5 separate regions of the Mus musculus genome follow, and all the other regions are linked to region 1. The links are chromatin loops, found by intact Hi-C in ENCODE. Cell type or tissue: heart. All regions are shown on one strand.

Region 1 (5,000 bases):
CCTGGAAGCAGTGATATTTCCAAAACGAAGAGATCCCAACAGCCCAGAAGGCTGCTCATGAAAGGAGCTAGATGAGCCACCTCAGCATATGCTGAGCTGATGCACTGGGGACTCAAGCTGGAGCTCTTCAGAAAACACCCGTGATTCTTTTCTTCCTTTCTTTTCTTTTCTTCCTTTCTTTCTTTTTTGGTTTATTTCAAGACAAGGTGTCTCTGTATAGCCCTGGCTGTCCTGGAACTCACTCTGTAGACCAAGCTGGTCTCAAACTCAGAAATCCACCTGCTTCTGCCTCCCAAGTGCTGGGATGAAAGGCGTGCACCACCACTGCCCAGTGAGCATCCTTCCAAGAAGCCTGTCCTTTGTGCATTGGGCTGGACTAGAGCCTTGGCTGCAGTGGTTGCTCAAGGCTTGAATAAGGAGCTCCTGGGAGTCCATATCTGCCCCCAGCTTCCAACCCTGCCCTCAAGTGAGTCCTCCTCCTGATAATTCCCTACTCCAGCCCAGATGTCCACTCCTTCATGCATGAAAGAGTTGCTCTGTCTGAAAAATTGTTATCATCTTTGTGGGTTTCACCCCACAGACACAGAAAGTTATTTTATTTTTTTCAGACAGGGTTTCTCTGTGTAGTCTGTCCTGGAATTTACTTTGTAGACCAGGCTGGCCTAGAACTTACACAGTAGACCAGGCTGGCCTAGAACTCAGAGACCCATCTGCCTCTGCCTTCCCAGTGCTGGGATTTTTAAAAGGCATGAGTCACCAACCTCCAGCAAACTTTTTTTTAAAAAGGTCTATTTATTTATTATATCTAAGTACACTGTAGCTGTCTTCAGACACACCAGAAGAGGGTGTCAGATCTCATGATGGGTGGTTGTGAGCCACCATGTGGTTGCTGGAATTTGAACTTAGGACCTCCAGAAGAGCAGTCAGTACTCTTAACTACTGAGCCATCTCACTAGCCCCTCCTCTTCCCCCAAGCAAACTTTTTAAAAATGACATTTATTTATTTTCTTCTGTGTTGGGGAAGAGGGTCTGGGCCTGTGTAAGGAGGACAGTGTGTTACAGCTCTGAGGGGAAAGGCTTCCCCAGTGGAAAGACTGAAGCTCTGATGGGGGAATGTATCCTGGCATTCCAGAGCCAAGGAATATCATATGGTCACACCATACAAGGAACCTTATACAGAGATTTATCAGAAAAGACCCAGAGGGTGGCTGCCTCTGCTTACATGAAAAGCCCCAAAGAGCTGAGCAAGAGACAGATGTATACAGGGTTTCTCGGGGGTAGAGTTTTCCAGGGTGGAAATTTCCAGAGTGGGGCTTTAAAGGCAAGCCCAGGGATTTATGGTTTTCCAGCTCAGGAATTGGTAGGTTTTAATGAGTTCCTTTACTTTCCAGACAGATACGCCAGAGGGTGTGGTATATATGTTGGGGTCCAGCTGTGGTTCATCTCCTCTGTTTTCTCTTTTTCAGGATGTCCAGATGTCACTGTACACCAGGTGGGCTCTGCAGGATCCTGGTCCAGCTGGGAGTGTGTGTGTGTATGTGTGTTTTGTGTGTGTGTGTGTGTGTGTGTGTGTGTGTAGGCCTTCTCTTACAGTCTTCAATGAAACAGCTCTTGAAACAGTTTTAGCTTGTGCACAAACCAATGGGTGAGCTTGTACTCCTATACTTTATTTGGGGTAAACCAGGGCGATATGAACCTTAAAGAGTGGGAAGGGCTTCTTCTTAGGGTGAAGTTTCACTGGCTGAGGCTTAAGGTTTCTCATTTTCATGGAGAGGGGTTCCAGGGAGTTGAACCTGTAATTTCCCCGTAATTACAGTTACATTCCCCAGGTAGAGTGTAGATTGGGCTCTCCAGATCAGGCAGAGAAGAAGTCCAGCAAAGAAAAGGGAGTCCTTGTTTTGTTTTGTTTTAAGATTTATTTATTTCATGTATGCGAGTACACTGTCACTGTCTTCAGACACACCAGAAGAGGGCATCAGATCCCCATTACAGATGGTTATGAGCCACCATGTGGTTGCTGGGAAGAGCAGTCAGTGCTTTTAACCCCTGAGCCATCATCTCTCCAGCCCAGGAGTCCTTCATTTTGTGCTGAGCTCAAGAAAGCTGTCTGGACACTGTAGACTACTACAACCCTAGTAATGAGGTGCAACATCAGGACCACTTCTGCAATGGGTTATCACATCCAGAATGGTGGGAGGAGGGGTGCCTGTGTCACAGATATCTCAGATTACAGTCTGCGGCTGTTCTCCCTGTCTTTCCTCCCCTCCCTCCCTTACTACTTCCCTGCCTTCTATTCCCTTCTTTACTTTCCACCATTCCGTCTTTGCTGTGTAGCTTTGGCAGCTGTGTGCTGCCTGCTAGGATGCTTTGAAGACTGTGATATCCACGAGTTGGGCAGCATCTCGTTCTGTAAAACAGAACATACGAAGAGACTGGCTGGGCAGAGGAGGTGGACTCTACAGGCAGGAAAGAGCCAAAGGAAGCAGAAGGAGGAGCAAAAGCAAATTGCTATTTTCAAGGTGGTTTTCCTAGCGGAGTTAAAACAGGGTGGGGGTGGGGACGTCCTATCACATCCCCCGCAGCCTCGGAGCCCCAAGGAACTGGACCCTCCGTTTGGGTGCTACGAACCTTGGATTAAGAGGCATTTATCTTGAGAGGTTTGCGCTTTGGTTTGGTTTGTTGAAGCTTCCTGTAGAATCTCAGTCCAAAACAGCAGCGACTGGACAATATTACCTCTGAGCATCCTTCTCTGTAGGAAATAGTCCCTGGCGTGTTCAAAGGGTGATGGAACCCAGAGCTACAGTTTAGCTGTGGTTCCCAGGTAGGGGGAATTTAGGAGGGCTAAGGGTGAGACTCCCTACTTTGGGGGGTGGGACGCGCCGGCGCTTTACACCCCATGAATAGCGGCAGCAGTGGGCGTCCAGATAGCTGTGTTTCGGGTCATCACAAACTGAAAATAAGTATTACGAACCAGAAGTAAAAAGGAGCCATGGAGATCATCAGCCTGGTTCAATTAAATCCTAGACGATCTCCACAGTTCCTTCTCTTTTCAGTTATACGCTTAGACTGGCAACAGGTGGCGCTGCCCAGTCCATTTTACTAGAACAGCCTCTATTTCTGATCTCCTATGTCGCTTCTACAAACAAGACGTCCCCGGGATGTCTGAAAGCACTGCCCAGAGGGTGTAAGTCTATCTAGCTCGGGGGTGAGGGGGGAATTTTGGCACAAAGCCGTGACCCTGTCTCTCCCATGCTCTCCCTGGGTGCTCTGAGGTTTGTGGTGAAAGCCAGGTCTTCATAGACTGCCGCAGCTGGGAGTGGCATTGGATAGCTCCGCTGGCAACCTGATTTCTGACTAGGCCTAGAACACCCCAGGTTCTCATCTGTCTCCAGTATGGACTAACAGACCCCACATGCAATTCTCTGTAAATTAGTCTTAGAACACTAAAGTTGCAGCCGGAAGTGGTGCCGCACCCCTTTAATCCCAGCACTGGGGAGGTAGAGACAGATACCTGAGTTCGAGGACAGCCAGGGCTACACAGCGAAATCCCACCTCCTTAGGGGAAGAATCCAGCCCAACTTCTCTGACATACCCAGGTAGACACAAGTCTATGATGTCCATGCCTGCTCTGCTCGTTGAAACCATTGCAAGTTGTAGACATTTGCAACATGCAAAATGATGCTGTGTAGTTTCATCCCCTCCATGAGTCCTGGGACCCCTCTTGTCGGCCCCTTCTGAGAAAGGGTCTTGTGTATTCTGGGCTGGTCTCAGCCTTGATATGTATCTGAGAATGACTTTGAATTTAGGGTTCTCCTGCCTTCACTTTCTGGGTGCTAAGATTACAGGATTACAGGTCTATGTCACCATACCCAGTTGAGACCTAGGACTTCTTGGTGGTAGTTCCAGGTTGGGATTTTGGGTCCCTGATGCAGCTGAGAACGCACAAGTCTTATGTTATCATCAGAGAGGTCAGAGTTGAAATCTTTATTACGATCTCAACAGCCCTGCCTTGTATGTTTTTGATATGGGTTTGGCTGAACCCATAAACGAGGAATCTTTGGTTACAAAGGCCAACAGTAGATCCAGGCATGTGGGCCAGTTTGTAGAATGTTTGCCTAGCATGCATGAAGCTCTGGGTTTGAACCTTATTCCTCCATAAAATAGGTATAGTTGGTGCGTGCCTGGAATCCTAGCACTTGGGGATGTGGGAGAGGCAGGGGAATAAGGAAACCAGACATCTTTGACTATACAATAAGCTTGAGGCCACCCTGAGCCACAAAAACAAAACTACTACAAAGCCAACTGTAAGCGTACCCAGCTCCAGGGTGCGCAGCTCCTGCTCGGGTCAGTTGCTCTGGGTAGTCAAGCTTTTCATGGGAAGTAGTTCCGTTTGCAGATAAAGAACTTGTCAGAATGGGAGGAAAACACAAAGAAAGAGGAAACTGGCCAAATGGGCAAGACCATGGCACAACAGAATGAACCACGGACACACGCAAGCACGCATGCATGACTGTCTCTTCGTGGAGATGGGCATCTGCCCCTGGGGAAGGGAGGTGGGAGAGGAGGTTACTGTCACTGTGATAGAAGTCAGCCTCTTTGCTAAACAGAGCAAACAGTGAAACGATACAGTTTCTACATCCACGCTGGGTGTCTACTTAAACCTCTCGTCGGCCTTCATCTCGCAAGTGCTGCGATTTCAGGAGTACACCACCATGCCTGGCTGTTCCTTTTTATCCCTGCCCACTTCCCTTCCTGCTGACCTTAAACTTGCAATCTTCCTGCCTGAGCAGAGACTGAAGCTGAGTGCCACCATGGCCAACTCTAACCTCCTTAATTTTACCTCAAATCCAAGTGTCTGAGTGATTCCTTTCTTGGCTTATAAGACTCCTTTGCTTCTTCTTATAGGCAGTTCAAAGATAGATGAATTTTTTTGTTTGTTCTGATATTTGGGGTGGGGTGGGGGTTGGGGAGGTTTCGAGACAGGGTTTCTCTGTATAACC
Region 2 (5,000 bases), 90 kb after region 1:
CAGCAGGTGAAACACAGGCCTGGGCTATGTACCTGAACCACATACAAAAGGGGCAAACTGGGCCAGAAAAGCACAGTCTCTATAGTGCACCCACAGGCCTCAGGATCCAGCCTGTCCCCACTGAAGGCTGTCATCTCTGCTCCCCTGAGACGAAAGTCAGGAGTAGGGTGGGGAAGGGAAAGCCTGTTGGCAAAGGTGAACCCGTGTCCCGAGGAAAGGATGACAGAATGATGACAGCCGTACCAGCAGCCCAGCATAGCCTCAGTGTCTGCCGTCATCCCTGTGGCTCCTCCCAACAGAGCAGTGACTCAGGATCTTCAGTGTGCTAACAGGACAGACGGACCACCTTGTCCCCAGGCACTTAGGTTTTAAGTCAGAGACAAGCTGGGAGGCTGCGCTCCATCCCAGGAGGCCTGTGTCAAACTGGCTAGGGATCAGAAGGGTCAAGGGGCCTCAGAGCGGGGGCCTGGAAGTTCTGACCACAGCGAGGGTTGATGGGGAGAGATGGCAGGGGCTAGAGAGACCGTAGGCACAGTGTCCTGGTAGCCTGGGGTTGCAGGTAGGTTTTGACAGAGATGGTAAGGAGGTTGACTTCAGCTTGGCTGCAAATATAGAAAAGTGCATGTGTAAGGTGCTCTGCCAGCTTCCAGGGGGTGAGTGGGCCTTGCCCAGTGCCTGTTAAGTTTCATCACCCCAGCTGGGGGGGCCTCAGAGTCCCTGGAACTGGAGGCACAGTCCCCTAGAGTTGTACCCTAGGTGACATCTCCCTCCTTTTGCACTCCTTTGGATCTCAGTGGAATTGAAGTGCACAGGGAGACAGACCCCTTACTGGCTGGCACTCACTTCTCTGTGTTGTTTTGGGACGGGGCCTCTCTGTGTGGTCGTGGCTGTCCCGGAACTGATGTAGACCAGGCTGGCCTCAAAGGTGCGAGGCATGAATGAGGTGTGTGTGTGAAATGCACACGTTGCAGGCAGAAGGGGCATGCAATGCTTTGCAGTTGGAGTTGTCAGCCAACTAATGTGGGTGCTGAGAACAGAACTCAGGCCCTCTCCAAGAGCAGCAAGAGCGCTTAACAGCAGAGCCGTCTCTCTAGCCCTCCCAGGGTTACTTTAAAACACTGCATCTTAACCAAGAGTTCTGGAGAAAATGCTGCTTGCCAAAGCCACTCTCCAGGGCTTCTCTGCCAGCCCTCTCTGCACAAAGGCTCCAGGAGAGGTAACCTGGCTCTCTGGGCTTCACACCCAACAGTGGCTGCTCTCAGAAACACCTCCCACAGCCCCAGACCCAGCCTTCGACGGGTTCCCAGCAGCTTCTGCCATGGGGTTCCTCTGTCTATTCTAGACCTTGAATGATAGGCAAGCGCTCTGCTGCGGGGCCACGTTCTTTCTTATTTATTTATTTACTGTTTGTGTTTTGCCTGCATGTATGTGTGGATACCATGGGCATGTAGTGCCCACGGAAGCCAGAAGAGGGTGCTGGCTTTCTTGGAACTGTAGCTACCAGGTAGGTGATCAGAATTGAACCCGTCTTCTTAACCCCTGAGCCATCTCTTCAGTTGTCTTCAGATTTTTTTTTTTTAAGAATTACTTATTTATTGTATAGGAGCACACCTTAACAATCTTCAGACACACCAGAAACGGGCACCAGATCCCATTACAGATGGTTGTGAGCCACTATGTGGCTGCTGGGAACTGAACTCAGGACCTCTGGAAGAGCAGTCAGTGCCCTTTTTCTTTTCTTTTCTTTTTAAAGATTTATTTATTTATTATAAGTAAGTATACTGTAGCTGTCTTCAGGCACACCAAAAGAGGGCGTCAGATCTTATTACGGATGGTTGTGGGCCACAACTAGCTTTAAAGGGCTGGAGAGACAGCTCAGAAGCTAAGAGCACTGGCTGCTCTTCCAGAAGTCCTGAGTTCAATTTCCAGCAACCACAAGGTGGCTCAAAACCACCTGTAATGGGATCTGATGCCCTCTTCTGGCATGCAGGTGTACAGGCAGATAGAACACTCATACATAAAGTAAATAAAATAAGTAAATAAATAATGGAGAAACAAAACAAACAAAAGAACTCTAAATCCAACCAGCTTTATAAATGTTGGTATGGTGATGGAACCTAAGGGTTTTCACTGCTGAGCCACAGCCTCTCACTGCACTTCCCACCCCCTCAGCTATCACAGACAGGGACTCCAGACAGGCAGTGCTGGCCATCAGCTGAGTGGACTGCTGCACAGCCCTGTGTCCTCACTGCACACACATCTGGACATGCTAAGACACCCTGAAGCTTCTGCCCAGTAAGGAGGCGCCAGGCTTGGGGAGAGATCAGCACACTGGGGCAGAGGTCCAGGTGCGTGGGATCTGCCAGATAGTGCTCACAGGGCACATGGGGATGCACACAGGGCTCACTCTGGATGGGGTTTGGACAGATCTCTCTGCTACTAAGTTAGTATTGATGCTACAGTGTGTGCCGCCATGCCGGCTCCGGTGTGCTGGGGAAGGCTGGCTGCCAGTGTCACAGGAGCCTCCTCCCCTCCCAGAGGCACCAGTCTCTGTGTTGTGATGATGGCATCTGTCAGTCCCACCTGTAGGTACCATGGGTGTGACCAGCGAGTGGGAGCGGCAGTCACCCAGTGCCCGCTGTACAGTGATACAAAGGCTCTTGAGGAATGACAACACAGGCAACCGTCTGCTGTGCTGTGTGTTATATTTAGAAGTCTACAAATCAGACCTTTTAAGAAAGTCACAAAATAGTCATCTGAAATCACATTTTTGGTTCATCAAATTCCAAATATATTTTACTGCGCTGAACAATATATTCTGGAGCTGTCTAAAACACAGCCAAATGACTTTATTGATTTACATCTATCCTGTAACTTTTGGAATATCAAGGACAAGATAAAAAAATATTAACAAAACTACCCAATTATAATCGCCCTCTCCCTGGCTGAGCTTCGTCCTGAAGCCGCACTGCTGTCCTTCTCAGCCTGAGCTCCTGGTACTGCTGACTTCCGAGTGCATTGGGAGCCCTGGGGTGGCCCCATCTTCCTCTCACAGGGCAGCGACACCCTGTTTACTCCCAGGTCGCAGTGAACGCCCTTGGCATCATAGAAGCTCAGGTCTGTTAAAGGAACTGACTGGGGGACACTTTTAAGAGTAGAGAATGTACAAAATAACTTACAGAGTGACAGATGGCTTTAAGTGTGTGTTGTGTGGGGACACACACGAAGCAATCTGTCAGCAAGGGGCTGGGCACTTCTGGTCTTGCTGTTTTTGTTGTTTTGCTCCTTTGCAGTGAGAAGTAAGTGCTGGGGATTGATTTCCGGGCCCAGTCAACACCAGCCTGGAGAGAGGTGGGAGGAGCCTGCAGCTCTGGCTTCCAGTTCTTGGAACTAAAGATGCCCCAAAGATAAAGCAAGGACACAAGGAGCTAATTTAAATCAGAAATGAAAGCAAAATCCCACCTACATAGAAATGGGGATGTCTCAAAGGAAACATGGACACTCAGAAATGTGCAGGTGCCTCGCCAACTAGTAGAGCCTGCCCACAAAGCAGCTGGGGCATTGGCGCAGCCAGATGTGGTCTCAGGTCCATCTGAAGTGGAGTTTTACCAGGTTGGACAGCCTGGCACCAGGATTAAGAACCGTAGCGATCCTAGAGAGAACCAGACCAACATTTACTACCGATACACTGCATCTGTGTCCTGCCATGCACACAGCGTGCGATTGCTGTTGATGAGGGACACCTGGCTCTTGGCACTGGCCACAGACTCTGCATAAAGAGCAGCTGTGTGGTGCCAGCACTGCCTCAGCCTCTCCATGGCTAGGAGGGCAAGTGGGGCCTGGAGACCTGCCCGGGATCACACCTTGTGAGAGCTGCCAGGATTACAACTTGTGAGGGGTGCCCAAGGCCTAGGGCTCCCAGGCTGGACTAAGGATTGCAAAGCAGGGGCCCAGGCCGGAGCCTGGGGCCATGTCCTGAGCTGTCCAGGGAGCACGTGTGATGGGATCCTGAGGGATCTGTCTGAAGTCCCTGCTCATTTAGCAGAGGTTCAATGGCTGCCTCTGCTTCTTCATTTATAAATGGAGACACAAGCAGGATGATTCTTAAATACAGGAAGGCCACACCCACAAAACAGGAATACTACCTTCCAGCCAACAGGCCCTTAAGGGAGGGAGGAGGGAGGAGAGAAGAGGGAGGAAGAAGGGAGGGAGGAGAGCTCCCAGCCTCTGCAGTTTTAGGTTTTCTTCTCCCTCGCATTCCCAACAAGGCCACAGCAGGGTTGGTCTGCAGACTAGAAGCCTCCATGGACCCATAAGTTGCAATGTCAATTCAGTCAACACCTCAGGGTCACATTTCATCCTAATAGAATGCGTCTAAAATGACTTTACACAACCAAGAAGATTCCCGAAGCAAGCTGTTCATACAATCTGAGACAGCCTCCTTGTCATAAACAGGCTTCCCCTTCTTGTATATGAACTGAATTAAGTCTAACACAGAAAGACAAGTATTTCTACAGATACATAAAAAGATGTGGCTGAGCAGTTGATGGCACATGCCTTTAATCCCAAATCCCAGTACTTGGGAGGCAGAGGCAGGCAGATTTCTGAGTTCGAGGCCAGCCTGTTCTCCAGAGTGAGTTCCAGGACAGCCAGGGCTACACAGAGAAACCCTGTCTTAAAAAACCAAACCAAACCAAACCAAACCAAAAACAGATGTCTGTGTATACAGTGTAAAGCAGAAGAGAAACTGTCTAAGGCAGTAAGGGGTGGGGGTGAAGGGCAGAGGTGTGGAAGAGCTATGCATCAAGTCAGTTCTATACATCATGAAATGTCCTTCGGTGACCAGGACCATGTACGAGGAGTACACACTAATAAATAAAGCTTGGAGATCAGAGTGCAGTGCAGTTCCACTGGGGGGAACAAGCAGCTTCCATGGGCACATTTCCACTCCACAGAAAATGGCTTCTGGAGAATTCCAGAGTCGCCTAGAACATGTCACT
Region 3 (5,000 bases), 170 kb after region 1:
GACTGAGAAGTCACTGGCCACCCATTTATATGGGTACCCCTCACCCAGACAGGGGTCTGTGTCTCCTGAAGGTATCTGGACAATGGATGGAGAGGGTGGAGAAATCCTGTCTTGAAAACTCAGGGCAAGATCCTGTACAGGAGGGCAAAGGGGAGAGTGTTTGGCCCATGGAGAGAGATGGTGGTGGCACAGCAGGTCGCTCAAAGAACAGCTATGACCCAGAGAGTCTGCCTTGCTGGGACTCTTGGTTTCTGGACATCCTAGACACCCCACAGTCATCCTAATTGATCTCACTTTGCAGTAATGAGGCTCGGGTATTTGCTAGTGTTGAGGTGTTGTCCTCTGCAGTCCAGCGAGGAGAGGGAGGGAAGGAGGACTCTGGATGCTCTGTACTGGGATTGGGGAAAAGTTTAAGAACCAGGGAGTGCTTTGCCTCACCGATCTAGTACTAGACTGGGAGCACCTACCTGTCTTCTTATCTGGAACCTTCCAGAATCCACACACACGACCAGACATTCTCGTCCCCATGAAGGATTGATATGGTACCTTCCCAAGGGTACAAACTGGTTCTATTTGGTTTGGGCTGTTGGGAATCTAGCACACAGTAGGTACTCAGTAAATGCTTATGTGTGTTTGACTATCTGGTGGATGAATGAAGCTCTTGCCCACCAGGAGAGGCAACCTGATTTATATATGTTGCTAGCTGCTTGCTATGTCTGCTGGCAAGTCCTGCCTTCCCCTCATCTGGCCTCAATTTCCCTCTTCCCTCTGAACCATGAGGGAGTTAGTATGGTGCCTACAATATCCTTTATAAATCTTCCTTATTCCCATCCAGATGAAGTATAAGCAGTCCCCCTTCAGGCTTGCCTTAACAACCTGACCCATTTGCATGGCCCAGACCCACAGGCTCCTCAGAGAAGGCTAGGCCAAGCCAAGCAGAGGCAGGTTGGCTTGGATAGCAAAGTCGTCCATCTGCATAGACCTCTGGCCAGTGTCTGAGCTTGGGCTGTAGCAGAGCCAGACCCCATGTTTACATTACAGTGCAGATGAGCAGGGTTTAGAGCTCCTGTCCAGGTATAGTCTGGGGCTCACAATATTCCACCTAAAGTGTAGAGAGCACTTGGGAGGCTTCTAGGAATTTGGCAAGAGTATTTACATTGGGGCCAGAACAAAGGAGTAGGCTCAGATAAGAATTTGACATCAGGCTAGGACAAGGAAGTAGGCTCAAGATAAATACAGCTGAGGAATGTGTTCATTGTATCTTGATAGCCTTAAGACCCTGAATACTTGGGACCTTTGTTCCTTAACTGCTTATGCCTTGTTTGTTCCTTCACTACTTTGTTTATGCCTTAGGACTGACCATCTTTTTTTTTTTTGGGGGGGGGGGGTCCGAGACAGGGTTTCTCTGTATAGCTCTGGCTGTCCTGGAACTCACTTTGTCGACCAGGCTGGCCTCGAACTCAGAAATCCACCTGCCTCTGCCTCCCAAGTGCTGGGATTAAAGGCATGCGCCACCACGCCTGGCAGGACTGACCATATTCTTTGATGTACTCAGAATGATATAAAAGCAGACTGGAAAAAACTAAACTTGTTTCAGCCTTAGCACTTGTTGGAGTCATATATTATAATGTTGTCTAATTGTCTTTTCTTTCTTTAATCCTCACTCTCTCCCTTAGACCCTGGTGACTGACTGGCTTGGTCACTAGAGTCAGCTCAGGGGCCCTAGTGGTAACAGCTTTGATCCTGTGCAGGAGCTTTGGGAGGCCAAGAGAACCTGGGAATCCCAAGCTGGGTGATATAGAAAAAGCAGCCAAAGGCTGCAGAGGGTCCTGGCCCCAGCCTAGGTGATCATAACCACAAGGACTTGTAGTGTTTTATGGTGCCCTACCCCCATCCTCCTATGAAAACTGAGGCCACTGTGCACAGTGAGCTTCCTGTATTTAACCTCCAGGGAAGGGTAGGAGATAACAAAAGGGCTGTACAGGACCCTCAAGCTTCCTTATTTGAATAGAGATGTTGAGAAAGGACCGTGCAGGAGTGGTCATTTCATCCTACTTCTAGCCCCCAGGACAGCAAGGAGAGCTGGGTTTTGACTATGGTCTGCTCAGAGAGCCCCAGGCAAATCACTGACCTGCCCAGCTTCTAAAACCTTTTTTTCTATTAACTCCAGCCTGCCACCCAGCGGCAGGCCAGAGGAGTGTTAAGAGGACCTGGCCTGGTGCCCCAGCCTACACCCAGTCTTACTGTGGTATTCAAGATATATCCCCACTTTTCAGCTTGTCAGCTGAGGGCAGATCTGCCTCTGCCTTCTCCCACTTTGTTTTCTCTCTGCTGCTTGGAGCAGATAGAGGCAGAAGCCAGTGCCCGCCCACCCAGACAACGGGTGGCCTGCGGGTAAGGCTCAAGTACTGCTCAGAAACTGGCAGGGCAGAGGACACCCAAAGGACCCAAAGAGGACACACAAAGAGAGTAAAGGACAAAGACTCAGGCTCTGCTTCTGCTGAGCAAAGTGACACTGCAGGAAGGCCAGAGAGAAGCTTTACTAGTGTTGAAGAGCAGCAGCAGCAGCAGCAGCAGCAGCAGCAGCAGCAGCAGCAGCAGCAGCAGCAGCAGCAGCAGTCCGTTCACCGGGACTGGTCAGGGCTACCGCACTGGCTTTATCTCCTTAGCTGATCCCAATAGGAGGCAAGATCCTTGGAGGTTCTTTGTGCGAGCAGGACCAGCTGGGACCTGCATTGATCACATTACACCCAGAGATCATCAGCTTGAGAAAACAGAACAGTGGCACATAAAGGTCAACACACGCAGGTTTGGGGAGGAGCGGTTGTTGGTCAGGGGAGAGAGGGTGGCACCAGGGATGCCCTCCTCAGGGATGCCCAAGGTGCCCCAAGTCCCCAGCCTCTGGTGCAGGAACTGAGACATGGTCCCGAGAAGGGATCCTATGAACTGGATCTTGCCCAGTTTCAAAGCTGGTACACCCCCAAGGAGACAGGTCTATCAGCTGTGTGAACATGAGGGTGGATGCAAGGCAAAGGGACTGTCAAACACACAAGATCAACTGTTTATTGAGTTTTGTTGTTGTTGTTCTAAAATACTATACATTTTAAGGAGTTTCTAAACATTAAGGACTTGACAGCTTTTGGTCATTCTGTAGCTTAGGAACAAGGATTTCTGCTGGTAAGTTCTCATGACACACAGCCACAGCGAGACAGTGCTCGTGCCAAACACCGAAGAAATACAAGTTGCTGATGTGCACCACTGCACTGTCCGAGCTAACAAAATAAAAGTCCTCTTTGTGCCCATCCCTGGGGCTCACAACAGTCCCACTGCACCTGAGGACAAGGGCAACTGGAGGAACTTGTGTGTGTGTGTGTGTGTGTGTGTGTGTGTGTGGTGGAGGGTGTCGAACCCCTCCCTCTAGCTCTCCAGTGAGTGACACAGGGACTGTGAAGTCTACGATTACTACCAAGTCCTAGGAGCTTTTCCAGTGCTCGGTCATGAGCTTGGAGCCCAGGCCAATGAGAATCAGTCTTCCCAGCAGCTCCACTCAGAGGCCAGAGCCACATCCTAACTGGGTGGGCACCGTTAACCAGCCGTGCCTGTGCTTCAATGCCATGGGCTTCAAGCAGTTGACCAGATCTGCTGTCAGAAGCCACCAGCTCTCATTCAACAGTGGGTGAACTCTATAGATTTTCTGATTATCAAATAATATATACAGATATACATCGAGACACAACGGTCTAATGTAAAGCATCTTAATCTACAGATGCAACTGTTTTGAAAAGTTAGTCTTCTTACTGTTAACTTTCCAAATCACTAATAGAACTGTTAATCTGCAAAAACTGAAGCAGGGATAGAGTGAAAATAATTTCTGTATGTGGAAGTGTTGGGGAACGTTGCACAAGGTTAGCCCTGCAACTGGCACTTGCCATAGAACCCCGGCTGCAGCAACCCCACATCTGGACATAGCACAGAGAAATGAAGACAGCTCACGTGGAGAACATCTCAGATCAGTGTAGGCCATAATTTAACTGACTGGAAGAGCATATAAAAAAGTATAGCTGTACATTGCCTTTAAATTAAAACCTCAAACTCTTTACTCAGAAGATGGCATGTAAGTCTGCTCATTGACCTTGCAGATAGGACCTCATCAGAGAAAATCATCAGTGGAACAAGAATCAGTATGACCCGTCATGACTCAGGAGAGACAAGGGCGAGAAGGTGCAGATCCATGATAGAGAGAGCTGGTGGGGGTGGGGAGGGGCCTGGCTCTCGCTGTTGGACCCTATCTTCCTGTGTCTATATCTGCCCAGATGTGCTTGGAAAAGGGCCAAGTGCCCAATGAAATCACCAGCTCATCTGCCTTCAAAGCACACCAGGAAGCCAAGAACAACAGAGCCATCGTCTTTTGCAGGTGGAGTGGATGCCTACATGGCTGCTGGGGGCACTAGAGGTGTCACTGCCCAGGCCAAGGCTAACGGAGCTCCTGAACTGCCCATTTCCGTCTCTCCGCCAGCCTGCCCATGGGCTGTCACTGGATAGCCTCGACATAGTTGGCTGGGTATAGGCCAACCTGGCCGCTGTCTAAACGTCCCTTGCACCAACCCTGTTCATCTTCATCCTCTATCTTGGTCAGTTCATCCCCTGCAAGACAAAAAGAGGGTGGCCTTAGTGACAGGGGGCAACACTGACCACAGCAAGTCATCTGTGCATACAAATCCCATGTGGATATGAAACATGCTTCTAGAAGGATCCACAGAAGGTCTCCAGGGCAGAGGGACAGGCGTCCTCCTGAAGGTAAGGCAGGACCCTGGATATTCACTACTAATTTGTATTCAAAGCTTCTGACACAGAGGTCACTGTGATCTGAAGATGGCAGCCCTCAGAGCAACCCTGGAGCAAGCAGCAGTCCAGGCTAGAACCGTTCCAGGTTCAAGCCTTGTGCCTACCCCATGTGTCCTAGGCTGCTCTGCTCGGCAACATGCCCCATGTTTTCATTC
Region 4 (5,000 bases), 170 kb before region 1:
TCTCAATGTAACTTTCTGTGTTTTTCTCAAGGCCTTAGGTGACCCCTGTGTAAAGGTCATTCGGCAGCCCCAACAGGGGCTCATAGGTTGAGAACCTCTGCTCAGACTGAATACCTAAGGGACAGACAGCACACAGAGCAAGGGGACGCCAGGGAAGGAGGAAGGCTTGGCTGGCTCGGGTGGACGGCTTTGTGAACAGCCCTAAAGGAGGAAGTAGAGAGGGGAACCTGGAAGCACGTGGTCCCTTGCAGTCCCTGGGAAGGGGGGTGGGGCTTCCGTAGACTTAGACTAAAACTTCGATAACAAGACAAGTCTCCATGCTAAGTTTACTTCCACCAATGTTTCTTGTTGCCAGGCAGAGAAGAGAAGAAACCAAAGTCAGTCCTTTTTTTTTTTTTTTAAATTTATTTTCTTATTATATGTAAGTACACTACAGCTGTCTTCAGAGACCCCAGAAGAAAGCATCAGATCGCATTACGGATGGTTGTGAGCCACCATGTGCTTGCTGGGATTTGAACTCAGGACCTTCGGAAGAGCGGTCAGTGCTCTTAACCACTGAGCCATCTCTCCAGCCCCCAAAGTCAATCTTTTCCCCTCAGAGTGCCCCAGAAAGGGAGCTTGGACCCAGCCACTGCTGCCTGGCCTGGGCTTGGAGGTTTCTCTTGCAGACACAGAGGTACTAGGACGAGAGGATCAGACCCCTGACCCAGCTTCATGTCACCTCTTCCTTCCCAAGACTCCAGCTCCCAGAGAGACCTATCAGCAAGGAGATCCGGGCTGAGAGTGGCCACTCTGCTCTGACCACTCTGTTCAGGGTGTCAGGGTGTCTAGGGTGTCAGAGGTACACTCCTCTGTCCTGTACCTCACGCGTCCAACAGTGGCAATGGAAAGTTCCCATCCTGGGGACACTGGGCTCACATTTGGGAAGGATGCTCTCCCACCCTGTGTAGCTGACCTGCAGGCACCGGGCCGATGCGTTTGATCATTTGATCAGATCCTCACCAAAACAGGGCAAGAGAGCTGACCGTGACCCCAGGATAAACCATACAATCCCGAGCCGACCCTCGGTGAGCCACCTCCTTACCTAGGAGGGAATGAACTCCGCCATTGGAGGCAGGCAAACCCATCTGGAGCCCATCACCCTGCATGCTGATGGGAGGTTTCTGCCCTGGCAAGAAGCCCAGGCTGGCCCATCTCCAAATCTCACCTCGGTTCAGGCTGCCCTATATCTTTGGCTGTTCCTTCCATTTGAGACCTAGTTTTAAAGGCTTTTCATCTACGTGCTACTTCCATTCTCACAGAAACATTGTGTGGGAGGAGTTATCATTGCCCCTAATTTACAGATTAGAAAACTGAACTCAAGTTCCACCGCAAGGACGAAGGCAGATAGGAACTTGGGCTCCTGGCTCTTTGGCCCCTGTGTGTTCTTGCATCCTGCAGTCCCCCTGGTTTTCCCACCAAAACACCTATCCTAACTCTCATATAGTAAGAAAAATAGAACAAATGACTTGTTTGGAGGTGGTAACAGACAGTCTAGGACAAGCACCTAGGGTTCGCATGTTAAATACATACACGTAACATGTGGAGAAATAATGAAAGACAAAGGTAACTCCCATTTTCAACATTTCTTCCATGTAACAGCATGCACCCTGTGGGGCTCTTTGGATGGCTTTGTCACTGGAAGAAACAAGCACCACCCAGGAAGCTAATTGCTGGAGGTCCCGAGGAGTAGCTGTCAACCTACTGAGTCTTCTACCTTGGGATTTCTCTTCTGACCATGATGGACAGCCCCAGAACTGTTCTGTGCTGATGGCGCCACCTGGTGGCTGGCGTGGGAATGCCCTCAAAGGAGACTCCCGTGTCCCTTGGCGCTCTAAGGAACCTGGGCCATTCAGAGGCCAACACCTTGCCAAGTTAGACCCAGACATGAATGGCAGCAGGGTGGAGTAGTAGAATAGAGGTCAGGGTCAGGCAGTACACAATGTGCCAGGAAGACTGTGGAACCGAGAGCAGGGCCCCAGCGTGCCTCTTGGAGGCACTTCAGCCCTTCCTGGGGGCAGGAGAACAATTCACTTCTTCCAGACAGCTGCTTCTGCTGGAAGCACTTTCTAGTCTTTTCTAGAGCCTCCTTCCCAGCTGCTTACTGGCCGCCAGGCAAACCCCTCCCATCTTCTGCAGGCACAACTGGGGACTTTCCAGGGGCAGTCTCAGCCAATTAAGGAAACAATTAGCCTCCCCTGAGGCAAATTCATGCTTTGTCACCCACAGCACTCTGGTTCTGTGGGACTTGTGGGCACAAGATGTGTGTGTGTGTGTGTGTGTGTGTGTGTGTGTGTGTGTGTGTGTGTATCCCACCTTGAAGCTGTTTGGTGAAAGATTTAAAGAGACAGAGGTGAAATCACTTGACAAAAATAAGTCATAACAGAGACAAGTGTTAGCTGGCTGCACACCTGTGAGCCCAGTACTTGAGAGGTGGAGACAGGAGGATCAAGAGTTCAAGGCCTGTGGTGGTGGTGGTGGTGGTGGTGGTGGTATATGCCTTTAATCCCAGAGGCAGAGGCAGGTGCATCTCCATGAGTTTGAGGCCAGCCTGATCTACAAATCGAATTCCAGGAAAGCCAGGGCTGGAACAGAGAAAGACGTGTCTGGGGTGGGAGTGGGGGAATTAAACAAAGAAAAAAGAGTTCAAGACCCACTTAGGCCACATGGGCCCCCCTCCCTGTCTCTTCTGCAGGCAGCTGGTTCCTTGTTTCCGGTCCCTAGATGGGAGGGCACTGAGGAGTTGCTTCTAACAAGGATTCCTCAAGAAGACATGAAGGCTACAGACCTGAGTGGTCTATGCTGTCTGATGAAGGGCTGTAGGATGGGAAGGTGGCAGGGGAGTTTTCGGGAACAAGAGGTGGGACAGGAAAGGGAGGCCATGCAGGAACTTCCTCCACCTGCCAGGGCAGCTGAAGGTTATTGCAAGGGGTGGAGTTCAGGAAGCTGGGCAGCTACAGGAGGTCTCTTAGGACTGTCCCCGGACTTAGCCTCATTCCTTAGGAAAGTTCTGTCTCCTCTGCTACCCTCCCCTCCTCTCCACTTCCCTTTTTCCTTTTCCCTATGGCTGGGGCAGCCTCTCTCCCAGGGCTGCAGAGAGTGTGTCTAACCTACACATCTGTCTCACCCTCAGAAACCTCAAATCCAAAGCCAGCAAAGAATGTAGGCCCAACTGTTTTCAGGGATTCCTTCAGTGACCCTCAGGGAATTCTGGGTCACTCAATGTGGGGTACTATCCTAGGTAGGTATTGTTCTGGCTGCCTGCCAGGGAGGGCAGAGCCTAACACCTGCTCACCTAAGTCGAAACTCCCTAGGAACCCAGCAGGAAACAGCTCAAACAAGGTCCGAACCATGGCGTCGTCCCCAGGCCAAGGTCAAGGCATGACTAAGGCTCTTCAAAAAGTTTCTAGGGTACCAGATATGGGGGTACACACCTGTAACACCAGAACTCAGGAGACAGAGGCAGGAGGACAGAGCGAGTTTAAGGCCAGCCAGACGTGTGTTTGTGTGTGTGTGTGTGTATGTGTGTGTGTATGTGTGTGTGTGTTCTTAAAAGGCTAGGGCTGAAGGCATATTTCTTCCCTTGAGCATCCTCTGATGAAAATTGCCTTCTTCCTAGGATCTAAGCGTGAACAGGGGCAAGAGAAGCTGTTACTGTTGCTGTCTGCAGCCAGAGTCTGTTTCTTTTTTTCTTCTTTAAATGTATTTACTTATATTTGTGTGTGTGTGTGCACACATGTGCACCCCAGAAAGAGCTAAGACCCTACTTCTGATTCTTCTCTCACCCTCTCATAGATGTTTTGGCCTCTGGTAGCATGCCTACCCTATGTGTGTATGTGTGTGTGTGTGTGTGTGAGTCACAGGCAGAGGGCAGGGTCAGTGGAAAGAGGAGCTGCCTGTGGCCTGCCCCTCCAGTCAGCTTCCCCATATTAGTGAGAGGAGGCCTCTGTGACCCTTTATGCCTTTGCCCTGGATAGGTGGGGCTTTTCCTTGGATCTTAAAGCCTTCTTCCCAGTACACCAAGCAAGGTCTCCATTCTTGCCACAGATAGGATAAGGGGGTCCTGGCTCCCCTCCTTCATCTTTCCAGGACACCCTGAACCCTTAAACCTCCCCTTCCCTACCAAGAACAGCCCCGCTTGCACTCACTGCTATCTGGCTGGGGTCTCTCTCATGCTGGGTCACACAGTCTCCCTGGAGTGCTTTCACTGCCCCTCCCCCCTGAGCTTGAGCTGCAGCCAAGTAGCTGTAGAGACCTCCAGTGCCTTGAAGCCCTCCTTCCTCTGCGGACATGGGTGGCCTTTGGTGGCAGCCCAAGAGGCTGTCTGATGTGTGCTTCCCACTTGGCAGGGCCTGTCCTACCCTTTAGAGAACTGGTCAGGGTAGCCCTTGGGAGAAGGGTTGTGTTGAAAGAGCCCCTCCCTTCCCTTCCTCTCAGCCTTAAAACAACCCCCTGCATACTGAGATTGACAGTTATTGCTTTGATTCAGAAAAGCAAGCAACCAAACAACCATTATCCAGCTGGGGAGATGGCTTGGAGATGGCAGGATTAAAACCTGACAACCTGAGCTCAGCCCTAGAAAAGCCTGGTGCTGCGGTGTTCATTGGTAATCGACAGGGAGAAGGAAGACAGAGACAGGAGAGCCGCCCAGAAGCTCACAGGCTAGGCAGCCTGAGCAGACGGCTCAGCCAGAGAATAAGTGCAGTGCACATTTCTTTAATTCCAGCACTCCAGAGGCAGGTGGATCTCTGAGTTCAAGGCCAGCCAGGACTACAGGGAAAGTTCCAGGACAGCCAGGGTTACCCAGAGAATCCCTGTCTTGAAAAAAAAAAGAAAAAGAAAAAAAAAAAAAGAAAAGAAAAGAAAAAAGGGAAACAAAATACGACTATAGGCCCTTACAATAAATATTGACTTGCCATTCCATTCTAACAGGAATAGAATTCACTTTACAAAGTTTAAAA
Region 5 (5,000 bases), 400 kb before region 1:
ATTAGTGTCTGTCCTGGTCACTGACTCTTCTGTGCCATTTTTGCCACCCCATACACATCCAGACCTTTGCCTTTGGATCTGTGACTAAAGCCCAAGTGTTCACACTTGGGAACTGGTGGGTGGTCTAAGGTGTTCTCTTCATCTTTACCAGCACTCTTGCTACTGTGTGTTGGTCACACTGGTTCCTTAAAGGCTACCTGTAGGCTGATCAGCTCTTTGAAGCAGTGCTGAAGCTGAAGTGGAAGAGCAGAGAACTTACAAGTGAAGCTCCCCAGCAGATAGCAAGAACCAGTAAGATCTGCCACAGGAGCTTTCTGTTGTGTGTTGCTTGTTACTGTCCTCAGAGCCTTAGATATGTAGAGCAAATGCTCTACCACTGAGCTGCATCCTCAGCATGAGATCTGTTGCCTTGTGGCTGGGAAGTCTATCATAGAAGTTCAGCAAAGGACCGTTACTCGATACACTTGCTCAGCAGTGACCTAGCCAGAACCAGTACACCTGTCCTCAGTTCCTTGAGGTACAAGACCTATGTAACACCAAGAGATCTGATCTGCCACAGCACCTCTTTTCCTGACAGAAATGTTGCACTAGACCCTAACATTCCTGCCCCACCCCCATCAAGACCTCCTCCAATAGGATTAATGGCTTGGGACTTATGACTTCTGCTGTGTCTGATTGGATCTCATATCTGAAGCACAGCCTGCCCTACTTGTGTTTGTCCTTCCATACTTCTGCTCTTGGAAGTGCACCATCTTCAGGTCCCGAAATCTTTCTTTTGGAGGTTTGTGGATTTACTGTGTACTGCTAAGGTCACCACGACCTATGCTGCCTTCTATCATGAACTCCCTCACTTTGTACAGACATGTTCTCAAACTTTACTTGCAGCAGGCTGCCTAACTCAGGAAGTGGCACAGGACTTGGAGGATAGCAGACAGGTCAGTTATCCATCAAGCCCACCACATGCAAAAGAGAGCTGTGGATATGACCATTGGCCACAGCCCAGTCTGCAGCCCCATGGCTGCTTCCAGGATTCGTTGGGGACCCCTCTTAGTCCTTACTCCAGTCACTCATGAAAGGAAATACTAACATTGCCTAGGCACTTTGTTCCTTACAAAGGAGCTAAGGCTGCCCTTTGTTCTCTTGTGCTAAGCCAAGCTGTTAACTGGCAAGCTAGAGCAGTAGTTCTCAATCTTCCTAATGCTGCAACCCTTTAATACAGTTCTTCACACTGTGGTGACTACCGACCAAAAAAACCATTTCATTGTTACTTCATAACTGTAATTCTGTTGTCATGAATTGTTAGTATCAGATATGTGACTCCTGTGAGGGATCATTTGACCACAACACACAAATGAAAAGGGATTTCAACCCACAGGTTGAGAACCTGCTGTGCTAAAGCGTGAAGGTGGAAGGAAAAATTGGCTGGGCAGGCTAGGCTCCATGGCCCAAGCACCACTGGCCCTCTTGTTTGCAGAAAATGATGGGCTGATGACAAGGAAAGGCTAAGCTACCTAGTTATGGTAGCAAGTGCTAGTAGAATGGCCTGTGTGAACAAGCAAACAACAGTAAAAGGAAGGCAGTTGGAATCTACATAAATCTTTAGAACAAGTCTGAAGTCATTCAGTTGATTACACAACCTGGAACTTCTCAGATCTGGTCACTGTCAGAGAGAACTGACATCTAAAGGATGGTCCAGTTGCTTTTTGAACAAAAATGAATCTTCATTTACCTTTACTTCTTGTGTGTCAAGTCTGCCCCCAAGTCATTTTAATGGCATATGGAGAGTGGTATTCCCCTTATGCCAGAGGCCTGTGGTTAGGATGGGCCAACCACAAGGAAAATTAAAGAGTGAGGCTTGTGCCTTCCAAGGCTGGTACTTCTGTGCCAGGCACTGCTGTTCCCACCGCACGTGCCAACTCATTAGTTCTCCCCAGGGTCCTCAGAGGCAGGTGTTTTCATGCTATAAGAGCATAAGTGACAGCAAGTCAATGTGGTATTGCACTGTACCAGACTACTACTTGATCTGAGCAGCAATTCTGTACTGCTTGCACATGATAGTTCACTGATGGCCAATACTGACTTATTGCTTTAGAAAAACTCAAACTAGCCATGCTTTGGGACCCATGTCACGGGGTTAAATGTACAATGTACTGGTGGGCCCTCTAGACACTCTCATGAGACACTGAGCTTCAAAATACTGTAGCTATGAAGTGAATTAGGTCTACACTTGAGTCCTGTAGGCTTCAGAGAGCCCTATATGACCCAAACACTATTGTGAGAACTCTAGACCAGTTACGAAGCTGTAGTAGCCAGCCAGTGAAGTTCCATTAAGAGGAAGGTTTGATCATTTTTATGACATTTCTTCGTTTGGGGAATAGCCATGTCAATGGAAGGAAACTTCTAATTCCCAGCTCTACCCACAAGAGTGTCAAATATCTAGCTTAAGAAATGGGTAGCCTCTTGAGCTGCAGTCCCAACAACCATCACTGGGGGGAGCCAGAGATTACAGGCAGGGGAAGCTGCAAACTCATAGGAGTTGTTTAATGGGCAGTTTCTATTTTGCAAGATGAAAAAATGTCAGATCTTAGTTGCAGAACATAAAGAAAATATTCACACTTCTAAAAAAAATCACAACTCTAAATTTTAATATGCTTTTAAAAGAGAGCCTAGAGAAATGGCTCAATGGCTAAGATTGCTGGTTGATCTTCCAGAGGACTCAGGTTCAGATCCCTGCACCCACATGCCAGCTTACAACTGTTCTGTAAATCTAGTTCCAGAGGACCTTCTACAGGTACTAGGCACACAAGTAGAACACAGTCATATATAAATAAAAATTAAAGGTTTTTATGAAGTCAAGTACATTTTTATTTAAGGGATTTGATTCCTTTGCTGTCCATCCAGGTCATCTGAAAATACCCCCTTCTCCAAGGAGATCCAGTTGTGCTTTTCATTTACATTTCTAATGTTATCCTCTTTCCTGGTTCCCCCTCTGCAAACCTCCTATCCGATCCCCTCTTACACTGTTTCTATGAGGGTGCTCCCCCACCCACCCATGCCTCACAGGCCTAGCATTCCTCTACACTGGGGCATCAAGCCTTCACAGGACCAAGGGCCTCCCCTCACATTAATGCCAGATAAGGCCCTTCAGTTCCTTCAGTCCTTCCCTTAACTCCTCAGTCCAATGGTTGGCTGCATCCACATCTGTACTGGTCAGGATCTGGCAGAGCCTCTCAGAAGACAGCTGTATCAGGCTCCTGTCAGCAAGCACTTCTTGGCATCAGCAATAGTGTCTGGGTTTGGTGCCTGCATGGATCCCCAGGTGGGGCAATCTTTAGATGGCCTTTTCTTCAGTCTCTGCTCCACACTTTGTCCCTGTATTTCCTTTAGACAGGAGCAATTCTGGGTTAACATTTTGGAGACGGGTAGGTGGCCCCATCCCTCAACCAGGGGGGACCATGTCTAACCTCTGGATATAGTCTTGACAGGTTCTCCCTCCCCTTTGTGGTATTTCAGCTAATGCAATCCCCATGGGGTCCTGGGAGGCTCTTGCTTTCCTGGCATCTGGAATTTCCTGGTTGCTACCCCCAGTTCCCCATCCCCCATTGCTATACACCTCTTTTCAATTTCCTGATCCTCTGTGCATCTCCTCCAATACCTGATTCTGCCCCTCTTTTCCCCCTCCTTCTTTCTTCCTCCCAAGTCCCTCATACCCTCTACCCCCTTGATTATATTGTTTAGAGTATTAAAAATAATCTACATACATACATACCTATCAATATGGCTAACATAAAAAATATCTCCACACGCTGGCAAGGATGTTAACAGGAACTCCCATTCATGGGTCATAAGAATAGCAAAAAAAAAAAAAAAAAAAAAAAAAAAGGAAAAGAAAAAAGAAAAAGAAAAAAAGGAAGTTTAGCAGTTGCTTATACAACATTTCTTTACCATATGACACACTGATCTGAAAACGTGTGCTTACACAGAAACCTGCACAGTATTTATGGTAGCTCTATTTATAAGTGCCCAAATTGGAAGCAATAAAGATGTCCTTTGGCAAACAGGAAGTAGGAAAAACTGGGCATATCTAGACAATAGAGTATTTTTTTGGCAGCAACAAAAAAAAAAATGAACTTTGTAGCCATAAATACATGAAGGAACCATAAACATGTATCACTAAGTTGGAAACAGCCAATCTGAAGTGGCTATACACTGTATGACTAACTATACACCACTCTAGAAAAGGCAAAACTATGATGATGATAAAAAGACCATTGGCTGTCAGGTTTTGGAAAGGAAGGGAGAAGCAATTGGCACAGCTGTATTAGGGTAGCGAGCTGTCCTGTAAGAAACAGTAATGGGGGTGCACGGGTGTTATAAGTTTGTGTAAATCTATGAAGTATCCAGTACACAGCATAAGGAGCAAACCTTGACATAAATCACAGACGTAAGAGGCAATTATGAAGTATCACAACACATGTGCTACTCCAGAGGGCCACACCCACAATGAGATGAGCTGCCACAGGAGGATGCAGGTCCATAGGAGCTTATCTTCTGTCCAAAGCTACCATGAACCTAAAACTGCTTTCACAAAACCTATTACAACACACATGCACTGACCTTATAAACTGCAGGAACTGAAAGGCAGAGACAGCCACGGCACTGCCCAAGTCAGGAAACTGCCATCAAGAGGAACTGAATAGGGTCACTGCCCACTCAAGTCATTTCTGAATCTCATCAATAAAGCTGTGCTCAGGTCCCACCAGCAAATGGAATGGGAACAAAAGAACAAAAGGGAAAGTGACGAACATCGGCTGTCAGGAAAATATTTTCCTCAAGACACCCATTCTTCAAGTTTTATGGCTTAGTCCATGACACCTGAAATCTATCAATTTCATTTTAACCGTGTTAATCCAGGTTACCAACAAGAGACGCTAACCAGTTCAAAAGCCATCATTTCTATTCAGGTCTTGTCCAGCTGTCTGAGCACGGTCCCACAGCTG

The links. A loop is a pair of places that touch in the nucleus more often than their neighbours do. Peaks named below come from ENCODE experiments on the same cell type or tissue, not always from the same donor. Only the 100,000 strongest peaks of a DNase experiment are listed, where the experiment ranks them.
Region 2: it touches region 1 in a loop (2.6-fold over the local background); 7 of 42 quality-filtered maps call a loop at or near these places.
Region 3: it touches region 1 in a loop (2.1-fold over the local background); 12 of 42 quality-filtered maps call a loop at or near these places.
Region 4: it touches region 1 in a loop (3-fold over the local background); 5 of 42 quality-filtered maps call a loop at or near these places.
Region 5: it touches region 1 in a loop (7-fold over the local background); 19 of 42 quality-filtered maps call a loop at or near these places.

The regions. Positions count from the first base shown.
Region 1 is chr15:83,207,311-83,212,310 of GRCm38, forward strand. No RefSeq gene overlaps it. Among named protein-coding and RNA genes, the nearest start is that of Cyb5r3, 38 kb to the left of the region's middle. In heart, CTCF peaks have their summits at 1,969 (motif pointing right) and 3,067 (motif pointing right); a DNase peak (open chromatin) is centred at 3,111; H3K4me3 peaks cover 1,052 bases.
Region 2 is chr15:83,297,051-83,302,050 of GRCm38, forward strand. It overlaps Arfgap3 (ADP-ribosylation factor GTPase activating protein 3), which reads right to left. Exons shown (of 16, transcript NM_001357756.1): 16 at 2,690-3,652. The coding sequence ends at 3,635. Among named protein-coding and RNA genes, the nearest start is that of Gm32788, 2.8 kb to the left of the region's middle. In heart, CTCF peaks have their summits at 1,454 (motif pointing right) and 1,986 (motif pointing left); a DNase peak (open chromatin) is centred at 4,153.
Region 3 is chr15:83,373,087-83,378,086 of GRCm38, forward strand. It overlaps Pacsin2 (protein kinase C and casein kinase substrate in neurons 2), which reads right to left. Exons shown (of 11, transcript NM_001159509.1): 11 at 2,521-4,644. The coding sequence ends at 4,532. Among named protein-coding and RNA genes, the nearest start is that of 1700001L05Rik, 8.3 kb to the left of the region's middle. In heart, a CTCF peak has its summit at 2,191; a DNase peak (open chromatin) is centred at 2,205; H3K27ac peaks cover 353 bases.
Region 4 is chr15:83,036,082-83,041,081 of GRCm38, forward strand. It overlaps Gm32620 (a long non-coding RNA gene), which reads left to right. Exons shown (of 3, transcript XR_384275.3): 3 at 1,642-2,509. Among named protein-coding and RNA genes, the nearest start is that of Nfam1, 5.2 kb to the left of the region's middle. In heart, a CTCF peak has its summit at 1,835 (motif pointing left); DNase peaks (open chromatin) are centred at 170, 990, 1,950 and 2,930; H3K27me3 peaks cover 302 bases.
Region 5 is chr15:82,802,961-82,807,960 of GRCm38, forward strand. No RefSeq gene overlaps it. Among named protein-coding and RNA genes, the nearest start is that of Cyp2d26, 11 kb to the left of the region's middle. In heart, no CTCF peak of the experiment used is centred here; a DNase peak (open chromatin) is centred at 2,511.